2 separate regions of the Homo sapiens genome follow, and region 2 is linked to region 1. Evidence: read pairs that join two places in POLR2A ChIA-PET (ENCODE). Cell type or tissue: K562. All regions are shown on one strand. Region 1 overlaps LOC124903679 (a long non-coding RNA gene). Region 2 overlaps FBXL19 (F-box and leucine rich repeat protein 19).

The links. ChIA-PET counts read pairs that join two places held together with the same protein. Peaks named below come from ENCODE experiments on the same cell type or tissue, not always from the same donor. Only the 100,000 strongest peaks of a DNase experiment are listed, where the experiment ranks them.
Region 2: POLR2A ChIA-PET joins it to region 1 with 6 read pairs; 10 of 35 experiments call an interaction of 5 or more read pairs at or near these places.

Annotation. Positions count from the first base shown.
Region 1 is chr16:30,804,234-30,806,733 of GRCh38, forward strand. All of the region lies in intron 1 of LOC124903679 (a long non-coding RNA gene), which reads left to right. Among named protein-coding and RNA genes, the nearest start is that of ZNF629, 18 kb to the left of the region's middle. RefSeq lists silencers at 1,215-1,274, 1,415-1,504. In K562, no CTCF peak of the experiment used is centred here; DNase peaks (open chromatin) are centred at 1,368 and 1,788; H3K4me3 peaks cover 1,519 bases.
Region 2 is chr16:30,940,811-30,943,310 of GRCh38, forward strand. FBXL19 (F-box and leucine rich repeat protein 19) reads left to right here. Exons shown (of 11, transcript NM_001382779.1): 8 at 1,306-1,469; 9 at 1,565-1,726. Among named protein-coding and RNA genes, the nearest start is that of ORAI3, 7.0 kb to the right of the region's middle. RefSeq lists a silencer at 1,200-1,329 and an enhancer at 1,754-2,500. In K562, a CTCF peak has its summit at 1,298; a DNase peak (open chromatin) is centred at 1,311.

The DNA of each region.
Region 1 (2,500 bases):
CTAGGATTACAGGCATGAGCCACTGTGACTGATTTTTTTTTTTTTTTTTTTTGATACGGAGTCTTGCTTTGTTGCCCAGGCTGGAATGCAGTGGCGAGATCTCGGCTCACCACAACCTCTGCCTCCCGGGTTCAAGCGATTCTCCTGCCTCAGCCTCCCGAGTAGCTGGGACTACAGCTGCGTGCCACCATGCCTGGCTAATTTTTGTAGTTTTAGTAGAGATGGGGTTTCACTATGTTAGCTAGGCTTGTCTCAAACTCCTGACCTCGTGATCCGCCCACCTCGGCTTCCCAAAGTGCTGGGATTATAGGCATGAGCCACCGCACCTGGCCATTAACCCGTTTATTGTTGTTGTTGTTTTTTAAGACGGAGCCTCACTCTGTCGCCCAGGCTGGAGTGCAGTGGTGTGATCTCGGCTCACTGCAACCTCTGCCCCCTGGGTTCAAGCGATTCTCCTGCCTCAGCCTCCCAAGTAGCTGGGATTACAGGCGCCCGCCACCACACCCGGCTAATTTTTATACTTTCAGTAGAGAGGGGGTTTCATCACGTTGGCCAGGCTGGTCTTGAACTCCCGACCTTGTAATCCACCTGCCTCGGCCTCCCAAAGTGCTGGGATTACAGGCGTGAGCCACCACGCCTGGCCTAACCCGTTTCTTAATCCATAAAATGGGAATAATATTAACATTCCCTTCACAGAATTGCCCTGAGGTTATAGAGATAAGGTGTGTAAGGAACCTAGCACACAGAAGGCTCTCAGTAAATAGCAGTTATTACTATCATTTTTATCATGTTTCTTATTCTCATGTCTCAAACGTGACCCTCCACCAAAAGTTCTTTTATAGCAGAGTATAAATAATGGAAAAAAATGATATATAGCTTTTTTGTTTCCCCTCCAGACAGTGTCTCACTGTCACCCAGGCTGCAATGCAGTGGCGTGATCATAGCTCACTGCAGCCTCAAGCCTCTGGGCTCACGCTATCCTCCCGCCTTGGCCTCCCAGTGCTGGGATCACAGGCGCGCGCCACCACGCGGGGTCCAGCCTCTCTTCTGAGTGCTGCACATGCATTAATTCATGGAATCCTTACAGCAACCCCTTGCAAGGAAGAAAGCTGTGACTCAGAGAGGTTGAATAACTTGTCCGAGGAGCTCAGCCATGAGGCGGATCGGGGATGGAAACCCAGGCCGTGGGCCCTGCGCGGTTACAGGCATTCAATCCTCCAAATGTCCCCAGAGTGACTAGCGGCCATCATTCGGCCCTTCTCAGGAGGAAAGCGAGCGAACACCTCACGCGGCGACGGCCTCCCGGAGCTGAAGGGGTTATTCCCACTGAGACGCGGTCGCCTCCGCTCCTAGAGAGGCCCACGGAGGGCGCCGCACTTCCGGCCTGGGTCCAGCTTTGGCTCCGGCTCCCGCTCCTGACCTGCTGCTTCCCGGGCTGGCGTCCGGGCCGGCGTCCGGGCCCAGGCGACCGGGGCCTCCGAGCTCAGAGGCAGTGCCGAGGACCGAAGGAGGGGAAGGGATTCCCCAAAGGCATCCCTGACTCCCGAATTCCAGCAAGGGAGAATCAGGCGCTGGGGAGGCAAGGAGAGGGCCGCGGCTCTCCTCGGGGGCCGCGGGGCGCGACTCTTCCAGGACCTCGGCTGCTTTTCCCAGTAAAGCCCAGGCGGCCCGAGGCTGGCCGAGGGAGCGACCCTCTCCTGCCTCTTCTGGAAGGGCCGCTTCCCCGCCCTGCTGTAGACCCCGAGCTCCCTGGGGGAAGGACCCGCTCCTTCCATCCTCCACCCTCCCGAGCACCAGCCTGGGAAGGAGGGGATCCCAGTTCCTCCTTAGAGGCGACTCCTTTATCAAGTCTGATTTAGACATGGGCTCGTCCAAGGTCGTTCAGCAGCGAGTAGCGGAGCTGGGGCTGCACCGAGGAGCTCAGGCCCCACTCCGTGTTGCGGTCAAGACCAGATTTTGGGGTCAGCTTCTCAAACTCAGCACTACCAGCACCAAACTAAACTACCTGGCCCCTCCTCCCGAGAGAGGGTTCATTCTCAATCAAATCGGAACCTCAGTTTTTCTCTCCTGCTTTCCGTCCGCTTCCCTCGTCCTCCCTTGACCATACTTTTATGCTTCATCTTTTCCATCCAACCCGTCTTTCCAGCCCTCCCTCAGCCGTACTGCCGCAAACCTGTGTCGTTGCAACAACCTGCAACCTTGCCTGCCTCTCCCTTTTATTTCACGTGAAACTCCACTACAAGGAGTCCCCAAATCCTTGCCTCAGGCCACCCCTCGTTCCAAAAATACCTTTTAGTGATTTACTCACTGCCTGTGAGTTCAAGTCAAAACTCAGCTTGGCATTCAAGACGATTTGAAACCTGGCTCAAGCCCACCTCTCAAGAGGATTTGAAACCTGGCTCAAGCCTACCTCTCTAACCTGATCTATCTTGGTTCCCTAAGTAGAGGTCACAGATTGGCAGATGCAACTGGGAAATGTGTTTCAACTGGCAAAGAGTGT
Region 2 (2,500 bases), 140 kb after region 1:
CGCCCGCCACCATGCCCAGCTAATTTTTTGTACTTTTAGTAGAGACAGGGTTTCACTAGTAGAACAGCCAGGCTGTTCTCGAATTCCTGACCTCATGATCCACCCACCTCGGCCTCCCAAAGTGCTGGGATTACAGGTGTGAGCCACTGCACCCAGCCCACTGCATGTTAGATAGTCTGTTGAGGCCTGTGGAGTGCTCGGGTTAGGAAACCTGTTTAATGTTGCTTAGGACTCGTTCATCTTTGTAGCTTCAATACTTGGGACCTATAACGCTTTCTATAATCAGAGTGAATAAATGAAATGCTGTAGATGAGGAGGTGGGGGAGAGTGGTCAGTGGAAGCTTTAAGTAGTTACTAGCTTGATTCATTCATTACAAATGGGCAGCTGGGTGCAGTAGCTCATGCCTGTAATCCCAGTGTTTTGGGAGGCCAAGGCAGGAGGATCGCTTGAGGCCAGGAGATCAAGACCAGCCTAGGCAACATAGTGAGACCCTGTCTCTACAAAAAAATTGTTTAAAAATTAGCCAGGCGTGGTGACATGTGCCTGTGGTCCCAGCTACTCAGGAGGCTGAGGTGGGAGGATTGCTTGAGCCCAGTAGGTTGAGGCTGCGGTGAGCCTGAGTCCAGCCTGGGTTACAGAGTGAGACCCTGTCTCAAAAAAAATTTTTTTTCAAAAAGTGGAAAACGCAAATCTGCCCTTGTGGAATTTACATTGTAGTTGGAGGAACACAGTAATGTAATAGGGAAGATATTAGGGCTGTAAGTCCAGCTGCGGGCAGCTGGCTGTCAAGATGGGACAGGTGTGGATCAGAAGCAGAGATGAGTAAAGGAGGCAAGGACCCATGAGCACCAGAACTCAGTCAGGAATCAAGAAGCCCAAGGGTGGCTGGAGACGACTGGATAACACCAGTCCCCTTGGCATGACATCAGGCAGCATGCGTGGCATTTGTGTATGTGTTGGGCAGCACACTTTCTATGCTGGGAGGCCCACAGCTGGGATGAGCCCATGTGACCTGACAGCTGCCCTGTGGGCAGGCAGAGTGGGGGGGCTATTGCCTTCAATCATAAACGAGGCTTCTGAGGCTCAGGGAGAGGAACAGACTTGCCCAGGGTCTCATTTCCAGTTAGTGATGGAGTTGGGTTCCAATCCCAGTGCTCTTGGCTGAGGTCAGGTGCTTCTTGCTACCCTGTTGTCTGTGTGGCCAGAAGAGAGCTGGGGTGCACCCTTGGAGCTGGGGAGCCTGGGAACTGTGGGCTGCTGAGAGCTGAGGGCTGAGGTCTCTGTCTCCCCCCTATGGCCGCCAGGTGCTATGACAAGCGTCTGTGGCCTCGAATGGACCTGAGCCGGCGGAAGTCACTGACCCCGCCCATGCTCAGTGGTGTGGTTCGCCGCCAGCCCCGTGCCCTGGACCTCAGCTGGACAGGTGTCTCCAAGAAGCAGCTCATGTGGCTTCTGAACCGACTACAAGGTAGGGTGTGTGGTACGGAGGACAGGGTGGGGACAGGGACAGGCCTGGGATGGAGTCCTCACAGCACCTGCTTCCTGACTGCCCCCTCTCCGCAGGCCTGCAGGAGCTGGTGCTCTCTGGCTGCTCCTGGCTCTCTGTCTCTGCCCTGGGCTCAGCCCCACTGCCAGCCCTGCGGCTCCTGGACCTCCGCTGGATCGAGGATGTTAAAGACTCCCAGCTCCGGGAGTTGCTGCTGCCTCCACCAGACACCAAACCAGGTGCAACCTCTGTTTGCTTTTCTGGAGAATGGGCTGGGCAAGGGTAGGGTAGGAGGCCTCTCAGGTCTCTTCTGACTCATGCTGGATGGTAAAGTATTTGAAGAAAGGAAAGAATACATGAGTTTGAATAGGAAGGCCCTGGTTGGGCATTATTCATTCATTCACCCACCTGCTGTGTACTTTGAACTGAGTCTTGAAAGGAACAGGGTTTTCCCAGGGAGTGTGAGACTCAGCAGTTTGGTGGGGCAGGAGGCCCATATTGGCAGAGGGGGATGCTGGGAGCAGAGGCCATCTCTCTTCATCTACTTAAATCTCATCATCCTTTAGGCCTGGGTATAAATGCCACTTCCTCCAAGAAGCTCTCCCTGATCCCACCCCACATTGAGCTCAGAGTCCCTCTCAGCTTTGAGAGCAGCCCGCCAGCATAATACTGGGCAATTGTGGAGTGCCTTGATGCACATCTGTGCCCTCCTGCCAGGGTCTCCAGCTCCCTGAGGGCAAGCGCTGGCTGGTCCCCCAGCACGTTCTCAGTGGCTGCTCCATAGATAGCTGTTGAATGAATAACTTGAATGAGCAATCAGGATGGGAGAGGTCTAGTTTGAGGAAAGATTTTCAAAAGGAGATTTGCAGTCCCCTGAAATAAGATAATCCTTTTGTTTGTTTTTGTTTTTTGAGACCATCTGGCTCTGTCACCCAGACTGGAGTGCAGTGGCAAGATCTCGGCTTACTGCAACTTATGCCTCCTGGGTTCAAGTGATCCTCCCCACCTCAGCC